Regions from separate parts of the Homo sapiens genome. Here region 2 is linked to region 1. A link is an interaction called in ENCODE POLR2A ChIA-PET data of the cell type or tissue named here. Cell type or tissue: PC-3. All regions are shown on one strand. Region 1 overlaps FAM120A (family with sequence similarity 120 member A). Region 2 overlaps FAM120A (family with sequence similarity 120 member A).

What was found. ChIA-PET counts read pairs that join two places held together with the same protein. Peaks named below come from ENCODE experiments on the same cell type or tissue, not always from the same donor. Only the 100,000 strongest peaks of a DNase experiment are listed, where the experiment ranks them.
Region 2: POLR2A ChIA-PET joins it to region 1 with 8 read pairs; 5 of 35 experiments call an interaction of 5 or more read pairs at or near these places.

Annotation. Positions count from the first base shown.
Region 1 is chr9:93,471,225-93,476,224 of GRCh38, forward strand. It overlaps FAM120A (family with sequence similarity 120 member A), which reads left to right. Exons shown (of 18, transcript NM_014612.5): 2 at 1-163. Among named protein-coding and RNA genes, the nearest start is that of FAM120AOS, 20 kb to the left of the region's middle. In PC-3, no CTCF peak of the experiment used is centred here; a DNase peak (open chromatin) is centred at 2,327; H3K27ac peaks cover 748 bases.
Region 2 is chr9:93,532,775-93,537,774 of GRCh38, forward strand. All of the region lies in intron 10 of FAM120A (family with sequence similarity 120 member A), which reads left to right. Among named protein-coding and RNA genes, the nearest start is that of PHF2, 41 kb to the right of the region's middle. In PC-3, no CTCF peak of the experiment used is centred here; no DNase peak of the experiment used is centred here.

The DNA.
Region 1 (5,000 bases):
TCTGATTATGCACTGTGCAACATCCCCTACTATTTCAGTGCCCATGCCCTAAAACTGAGCCGGAACGGGAAAAGTCTCACCACAAGCCAATATCTGATGCATGAAGTTGCCAAGCAACTGGACCTGAATCCAAATCGTTTTCCTATTTTTGCTGCTCTCTTAGGTAGGTGGAGCAGTGTGAAAATATTTTATAAGGGAGTGACCATATGATAAGCACATTGATCTTTTAAGTGTTTCTGTGCTTGAATGTTTTGGATATGTATCACACATTGAAAAGAACCAAGGCGTGGGCTCTTCCTTAGCATTCCTTGCTTCGTATTATTTTTTGGCATAGCTAATGTGCTACTTTTGTTCTTAAGTGTTTGTTGAGGTATTGTTCTATCCAGGAATTGTTCAGATTAATTTTGTGAAAAAACTCATTTAAGGTTTTGGAAAACTAACATTCTAAATCACAGATGTCAACACATGGTCACTATGTAAATTAGACATTTAAACCTTTGACATAAATTATGTTTATAGTAGAAGAAAATATGCTATGGGGTTAGAATGGTTATGTTTTCACCTCATTTTCGGGATACTCACTACTTTAAAAGAGAAACAAAAATAAGCTATCGTAGCTTGTTTCCAACACCTACATTTTAAGTAAATGTATACATGTCTTTAAAAAATTTCCTTGGAGGAATTCCTTATGCTGAATACCCAGAAAGGATGAAATCTTGTTTTAACTATGACATTAGATTTTAATTTTCTTTAATTAAAAATAATTCCCCCACGCCTGTAATCCCAGCACTTTGGGAGGCCAAGGTGGGCAGCTCACCTGAGGTCAGGAGTTTGAGACCAGCCTGGCCAACATGGTGAAACCCTGTATTTACTAAAAATACAAAAATTAGCCGGGCATGGTGGTGGGCGCCTATAATCCTAGCTACTTGGGAGGCTGAGGCACAAGAATGGCTTGAACCAGGGAGGTGGAGGTTGCAGTGATCCAAGATCGTGCCACTGCACTCCAGCCTGGGAGACAGAGTGAGACTTTGTCTCCAAAAAAAAAAAAATTCCCAAGAAGTAATATATTTGTCTGTCACTTTATATTTGCATTGTGTGTTTTCTTTCTTTGCTCTTTTGTCAGCTACCCTTTCTTATGCTTTCATTGTGCTTGTCTCACCCTACTTTAATATCCAGCTCTAGTTTACTTAGTTTATAAGAATTGTGTCCAAATATAAGTAAACATGTTTTGGAGGGAGGCACTCCTGTGATTAGAATCCATGAATCTGATGGGATTTGGGGCTGTTTTGGACACACAAGGCCAGTTTGGGAAGCTGTGTGGTCTCTAGTGCTCAGTTACTGTGCTCCCTTGCAGTATATATTCTATAGAGGCTAGCAGTCCAATCCAGTCCTGTTCAAGAGGGGATTATATTGTGGATTATTTTTAGAAATGCCTAGTTATCAGAAAGATTTTTATAAACATTCCAAAACAGTTTTACACAACTAGAAATTGTAAGGAGTCACAATTTATTTTTATTTTTTTGGAGGGACTGGTTCTTTATTTCAAAGAGACACTTTTCAATATTCAGTATCAAAACGATTGCGCTATTGATTTCTATTTCTCCCAATCGGTCTCAAAGGAGAGTACATTTTAAGTCAATAAGTTGTAGGATGTATACCAACAGACCTCCTAGAAACCTTACCAGAAAATGGGGACTGGGCAGGGAAAGATTAACTTTAAAAGATCAGCAAACTGCCAGCCCATGGGCTGCAGAGGCTATGCTTTTCAAGTTTTCATCGTTAAGATATCTTTGGACAATTTTTTTTTTTTTTAAATGGAGTCTTGCTTTGTTGCCCAGGCTGGAGTACAGTAGTGTGATCTTGGGTCACTGCAACCTCCACCTGCATGGTTCAAGCAGTTCTCATGCCTCAGCCTCCTGAAAGCTGGGATTACAGGCGCCCACCACCACGCCCGGTTAATTTTTATATTTTTAGTAGAGACAGGGTTTCACCATGTTGGCCAGGCTGGTCTTGAACTCCTGAGCTCAAGCAATCCACCCACCTCTGTCTTTGCTGGGATTACAGGTGTGAGCTACCGCGCCCAGCCTTTTTTTGTTGTTGAAACAGGTTTTTACTCTGTTGCCTAGAGTGGAGTGCAGTGGTGCAATCTCGGCTCACTGCAACCTCCACCTCCCAGGCTCAAGTGATCCTCCCATCTCAACTTCCCAAGTAGTTGGGACTACAGGTGCATGCCACCACATCCGGCTAAAGTTTTTTGTGTGTTTTTGGTTGAGACAGGGTTTCATCATGTTGGCCAGGCCGGTCTCCAACTCCTGAGCTCAGGGCGATCCACCTGCCTGAGCCTCCCAAAGTGCTGGGATTACAGGCATGAGCCATTGCGCCTGGCCACATAATTTTTTATATGTTATTTTGTGAAAGCATTTCATGTTTTACTATATGAGTCAGTCAACAAAATTGTGATTTCACAACTTGTGTTTGTTTGGATCTAATCTCAAATACAGTGCTTAGTAAGGGAACTCTTGTGCCTTTGGGGATTTGGGGATTAAAACGAATCTTTTAAATATATTTTCAAATATTAAAATATAAAAGGATATTTCCTCTGATGTTAAAAGTGAGTATGGGGGTGGCACATTATATGGAAAGTTCCATGTTTGCTTAAATGCTATGTAAAATAACTTGGCATATTAATTGACTTTGAATGTGAAAATCATATGCTCTTAGAATATGGATGCCTTAGCTCATTTGAAAAATGGAAGAATACTTGTTTATCTTGTTTAAGAAACATTGAATATGGTATTTGGAAGATGATGCCAACTGATACTTTTCTAGCTTGTTAGTTTGTGAAGTTTTGAAATAAATGAAAAAATCAATTGCAATATGTTGTCAATTTAATTTAGGGCTTGCAATCTCTTCAAAAAGTTTAGTGAAGTTATAGGTAAGCTCCTAAGTTTTTGTTGTTGTTGTTGTTGTTGTTGTTTTTTGAGATGGAGTCTCTCTCTGTTGCCTAGGCTGGAGTGCAGTGGTGCGATCTTGGCTCACTGCAACCTCTGTCTCCCAGGTTCAAGCGATTCTCATGCCTCAGCCTCCCGAGTAGCTGGGATTACAGGTGTGTGCCACCGCACCTGGCTAATTTTCACCACGTTGGCCAGGCTGGAAAAGTTTCACTGTGCTCAAATGAGAAAGCTTATTTTTCTTTTCCCTTCTGTAATGGAAAGTATAGCTATATAAAGTATTTTGTTTTAGGAATGTTGGAATATTCATTTAAGTATTTCACCCCCCAATTTTTCACAGGGACTGTTACTAATGTTGGAGTTGCCTTAATATTATTTCGAATTGAAGCTTCCAAAATTTCGGACACTTCGTTCTTTTTTTGTTTGTTTGTTTTTTGAGACAGAGTCTTGCTCTGTCGCCCAGGCTGGAGTGCAGTGGCATGATCTCGCCTCACTGCAAGCTCCGCCTCCCAGGTTCACACCATTCTCCCACCTCAGCCTCCCGAGTAGCTGGGACTACAGGCAACCGCCACCACTCCCTGCTAATTTTTTGTATTTTTAGTAGAGATGGGGTTTCACCGTGTTAGCCAGGATGGTCTCGATCTCCTGACCTCATGATCCGCCCACCTTGGCTTCCCAAAGTGCTGGGATTATAGGTGTGAGCCACCGTGCCCGGCCAGACACTTCATTCTTCACCGTGAAATTCTATGCAATCCATTAACGGGAAAACAATATCAAGCCAGCAAACCTGAGCAGTTACGGTTCAGATTTGCTCATTTGGACATCACGGGAGTTCAGTACCTCTGGCTTGTGTGTTTGTGTGTTTGGAATACAGGTGGAGTGTCCCTTATCTGAAATGCTTAGGACCAGAAGTATTTTAGAGTATTTGCATATGCCTAATGAAGTATCTTAAAGATGGGACCCAAGTCAGCATGAAAGTCATTTATGTTTCATATATACCTTATACACATAGTTTAAAGGTAATTTTGTAAAACATTTTAAATAATTTTGTGCAGGAAACAACATTTTGACCGCCTTTTGACTGTGACCCATCTTATGAGCACAGGTGTGGAATTTTCCACTTGCATCATGTTGATGTTGAAAAAGTTTCAGATTTTACATCAGATTTTACAGACTTTACATCATTTTGGACTACGGATGCTCAACCTATATTATAACGTAGCAATATTCCAAATGGTCTTAGTTTGTGTTGCATTCTGTTAGTAGCAAATTAATGAATTTGCTATCATAATGTGGAGGTGATTAAGTAATGTTATAAAAATCATGGTTATTTAGGAAATTACTGCTTTGAGATTTCAATGAGATAGCTAACCTACTAAAGATCAGGTATACCAGGCATACGAACATTATTATGAAAGTAGAGTATTACCCCCAAATATAGTTTCTCAATTGAATACAGTTTTGTTTGTAGACTGTGACAGCACTGGTGATAGGATGAGCAGCTTAATGGCCTCATGAGTATTACTGTAGGATGGGCCTTTTCACATATGTTTGTGGGTGGTGATGGAAATTATGGGAGAAGGGTGTTGATTCATGTTACAATCAGCAGTCATTGTCATTTAATCTTGCTAAGAAAGGTTTTATAATTGTGCAGATTTCACATTTGGTGTTTTTATGTAATTTTGAACCGTAGCTATTTCATGAACAGATGAAAGCTTGAACCATAGTCATTTCATGAACAAATGAAAACTTGAATCTAATTGGTATTTGATATCCTGACATTGTCAGACTGACCTTTTGCAAACTGGTGTTTATTTTTAATACTGTGCTGTGAAGTTGTTTCAGTTTTATGCAGTTCTTAGGTTGAATGCTGTTGGGACTGCACTAGAAATTCCCGTCATTCTTGAAGCAGCTGCAAAGATTCTGCCTGCTGTATGTCGCTTTATGTTAAGAGATGAAGATTTGTTCTCAGTTTCTGTTTGAAAGTTTTCTACTATAGGTGACAATATGCAGCACTTTTGAAAGTTTCCCTATGTTACTTAAGATGAT
Region 2 (5,000 bases), 62 kb after region 1:
CCACCACGCATGGCTCTGCAGCTGTAGCGAAGGTCGTGGGACTCACGGATCGTCGCAGGATTGTGATGATTTGTCTCGGAATCCTCTGAGACCTGTGCACTTCCAGCTGATCAACTCTGGGAGTGGGGGGTGCAGGTGGAAACACTGAAAAGGATTGTTTGAAAAGTTGGTCAAAGATGAGGTCAAAGCATTTTTCTTTATCTTCTAGTGGGCCTGTGTAATACTTGGAGAAAATGATGCCTTTCTGTTCTAGGTAATTTTATCTCCTAATGTAAGGAATGTAAAAGTAACTGTATATTTAGTTGGAAATACAGAAAAGAATCCTCAAACATACAGTCTGAGAATATTATGAATTGTGGAAATTGTAAATTACTAGATCATTCTTTGAGCCATGGATAATTAGTTACAGACTATTTGTTTGTGTGGTGGGTCAATGCAGTCCTCCTGAGATGGTGAAGCTCCTTGTCAGCACTGACTGTGTGCAGTGCTGAGCTTTGGAACTTTAACCTAAGTTCATTAGATTTAAAATATTTCTGTTTGCAATTACTATGACAAACTTGCAATCTGTAAGGCTTTAAAGTGAAGCAGTTCTCACTACCTTTCCTTGGTGATAGTTGTCCTGAGAGTGATTGCTGAGCTGCTGGTGTGACTGTCACTGGCAGGAGGTGATGCTCGCTCTGCAGGGCTGTGAGCATCTCCACCCTCTGTGTCTTCAGTGGTTGGAGATACCATGTGGAACAATGAACATTGTAAATGACATTCTTCTCAAAGGTTCAGGACATTCTTCAATGTACCTGTTTTCATTCTTTTCTCACATTGTGTGATCCATTTGCTCTCAAAAGAATGACATTTCTTACTTTGCACATGGCTGGTCACTTGTCCTGGCCTGTCTCTACCCTTCACTTCTGCAGGCTGACCAGGCCCTCAGACCCCCTTTTTTCAGTTGTTCCTCTCTCCTGGGCTTAGCCTGCTTGTGTTGCAGGCTCTGTCTAGTCCCAAATCCTGTGACATCCTGGGTGTTGCAGCTCCTTTGTCCTCAGTTTCAGCGCACTGCAGTGGCTTCATGGTAGAAGGTATTCTTTTTTATTTGCTTGTGTGTTCTAAAAACAGAGTTACCTTTACATAGCAAACTCCTTCAGGCATTTCCAATGATCACCTCAGGTTGAATAGGAACAGGCTTTGTGGCTTCTGTGCTGTCCCGTGGAGTCAGATGTGACAGTCCCCTACCCCTCCAGTGTTGGGCCATTCGGCATCATTGGTGTGCTGCAGTACCAAACACGCCCAGGAAGTGGAGTCTTGACCTCGTGCCTGCTGCATGTCTGCAGCACGCACGGCTGATGGTGCTTCTCATGCTAGCTCCCCATCAGCTGTCTTGGTCTAGGTTGGGAGGTCTCCGTCTGGGCCTGGGAGAGGCTGTCCTGTTAATGCACAGTAGAGAAGGCTCTCAGAAGGGCCAGAATATGCAGAGCACGTAGGTGGTGGGGGACAGGAGGGGAGGTGGGGATTGTGGAAGCCAGGGCAGGCCACAGCTTTCATGGTGTCAGACTGCCCCGACCTTCTCTGAGCACACCAACTCCAGCTGGAATCAGAGGTCACAGGAATGGAGCCATCCTGTGGCTCCTTTTCTTCCAAAGGAAGAAAAGACAAGAAGGGTTGGGGAAGTGTGAAATGACTCAAGTGAATGGGGGTGCCATTGATGTAGGTGGAGGAGGAAAGGGACACAGGAGAACACAAAACAGGATGGTGGCAGCAGGTGGCACTGGGTCTTCTCTTGAGACATGGCTGAGATGGACAAGGGAACGCCGTATCTTCAAAGTGAGAACTTACAGGAACTCCCTTCCCTCCTCTCCTCTTCTCCTTCTTTTTAAGGATGGGAGACTGAATAGTTTGGTTATTGTTATGTTATTTTTTTGGCCAATGGGGAGGATTTAGTGGGGGAGAGGTGAGTTTATCAGAGAGAATAGGAAAAAATTAGACAGTCCTGATAAAGAGTTTGTATTAGTAGACTTAGGTGGGAAGGAGAAGCAGAGGCAGAAGTCCATACTTTGGGGCCATCTTTGTTGGTGAAGGCAGGAAGGATTGGGGGTAAGGATACCTCAGATTTGGTTTGGGAAAGGGAGTCAACTAGCACTGAGGAAAAGGACAGAGGCCCAGCCAGCTGCACTTATTAGTTGATCATGGAGCATGGGTATTTTCTGCACTGTAGTTTAGTACTTCTTTGCCAATGGTAGTTTAGTACTTCTTCAATGGTAAATGAGATTTTAAAAGGATTTCATAAACATTTATGTCTTTTGCTATTGTGTGTATTACCCTTAGAGCAGTGTGCAGCAGGCAGTGAAAGAATGAATAATTGGTTTAGGTACACACAACTTATTGGAGATGAAGACCCGGTTTGGTGCGTCAGAAAATTAAACTTTGTTGTGTGAGGGTGTGCGTAAGTGCTGAGATGCTTTGAAAGGTCAGTGCTAAACAAATTGCAGTCTTTTCTGCTCAAGTGATTTATGAACTTTGATTTTGATATTCTGTAGAGATGGGGAGCCATTGAAGGTTTGGTACAAATGATGTTTCTGTTTAGAAAGATGAGTTGGATAGCGATGTATGGACTGAACCAAAACAGAAATGAAGCCTTTACGTGTCAAAGATAGGGCAGGTGCAGATGACCTTTGCCTAGACAGTTAAGACCCTAGAATTTAAGTGTTTAGAAAAATGCATTGTTAATGTGCTATGACAAATACATATTTATTTCTGAATGGAAAAGATGTGTAGATTTGACCTGAGTTTAGAATTTGGGAGACCTTACTCAGTACTGTAATTTCAGTGGGTGAGATTTTTGTAAGCAGCTTTAGAATCTAGGTCTTTATAGGGAGCTGATAAAATTGAACTTGTTTCATGCGTTAGTTACATTCAAGAGGGGGAAACAAGCCTATAAAAAAGTTTTTTATGTCAGTGATATATCCATGATTATCACTGTAATTGGAACACCAGCTCTCCAGAAGGGAAATTTTTGTTTTGAGAATATCTTGTGATTGTTAAGTCTCAATGCTCTCAACTTGCTCAAAACCAACCTTGTTTGAGAATTGAGTAATGTGCACAGTGTGATCTGTGTTCATGAACATTGCATGCATTAAAATGCCTTCCATATAACCTGTTTATTAGATTTTAGCTGACTAAATACTGACCCTGCTCAGGCCATTGATTTAAACTTCATTACTTGAAATATCTATTAATTGGTAACACATATTTGTACTAAGGAGAGTGCTATAGCTTCTTGACACTAAATAGGATAGGAAAATGTCTCATTGTGCCACAATGAAGCTGACATTGAAAAGTTTCTCAGGAGTTCTTGATTGAGAAGATGGAACAATGATTGTATTTAGATCTTGTTGAAATTTGCTGTCTAATCTATGGCCACTCTTGGACCACATGGAGGTTGAATGAAATTATTGGCGTACTGGAAGAAGATCCATAAGCCAAAGAAAGAGTCCTGGGAGGCCATGTCCCTGTGAAGGATCGTTCTCCTCCGACCCTGCTTCCTTGGCTTTCTGATGTGATCTGGCAACCCAGCCCTCTGCATATGGGCTCCAGTGAGAGCCTGCTGCTCCAGCAGCTGGTGTGGCCTTTCTGAATGGAAAATCTGTGACCTAAAATAGCTTCAGAACCTTATCTGCGCAGCTATATATTCCTGTTAATGGTCACTGTAACAATAAAGAATGTCCCAAGATGGCCTTATTATCAGACAGAACTATTCAAAAGGCAAGCATGTTGAAGTCTTAAGGGTTTCTTAAAAATATTTAACTCTCAGCAGATTTAAGACATGTATATTCATTTGGAAACCTAGTCAGTGATTAAGGCATATGGTCAAGTGTTCATAATTTACAGCTAGCTTTCCTGTGATTTACCAAACTTTCATTTTTATAGTCACTATATGGCGAAAGTAGGATATGAGACCTTTAAAAATTTCTAACCCTTCTGCTCCTGAACTAGGTGATAGCAAAAAAAGAAAAAGAAAAAAAATTCTTTTGAAAGTCACGTTGTATTCTGTGCTGGCAGTTTATTTTCCACGCCTTTCTTTCCATCCCTAAGTTCTATAATTTCACTTTTAGGAAATTCAGAAGAATATTTGCTTATCATGGCAGTATATGCCTTGAAATTCTAAGCCCTCCCAGTGGTGCACGTAGAAGAGAACTAGTAACACCCAGGGGCATGCAGATTCCTGCAGACGTGATCCACGGTGATAGTGGCACCTGCTGGTAGGGAGGGTGGAACCCAGAGACCTTTTCTGTTGATGCTGGAATAAAGGTTGGGCCTCGAGATGAGTCCGGGGTCTGACGCAAGAACTCCTGGCTTTGAAGCCTGCACCTTGCAAAAATACAGATGCTGTGGCGAGTTTCTTCTACTCGTTCCTGTGGTGGAGGTGGTTACATGCCTCAATGGCTTTTCCTCCTTCAGGGTGCCTCTTGGTCGCTCCCAGTCACTGGGGTTCTTTCTTTCCAGGGGTCAGTGGGAGAGGCTGCAGTGGTTTGAGGGCAAATGAGACAGAGTAAAAGGCCTACATTTTAAAAGATTGTAGAGTAATAAGAATACCCAGCTATAATTGAAGAGCGCAAAGTTCAGAAAGTAAAGCTCAGTGATTCGCACATTTTTAAAATTAACGTCATCTTAATAAAATTGGCTTTTGTTTCTTGCCTCCCATTTCCTACAAAAGTCTTCCCTAATACCTCAAAATTAAGTAAATAAGAGAAACAGGCTTATAAGAAGCAGACAGATAAAAATTATACACACATGAAATAAATATGTGGAATGAGGGAGCAAGTTTATAGGTGAGTACTATTTTTATGAAAGATTTTCCTATATTGATTCCTGTATTTTTAAACCACCAAGAAAAGCCGAAAGGAGCATTTTTTCCTGGTATAGTTTGCTTCAGAAATGTTTTTATTTGTGCTAATAATTGGAATTGCTAATAAAAAGTAAACTAAGTCTGCTCACTGTGGATTATACTA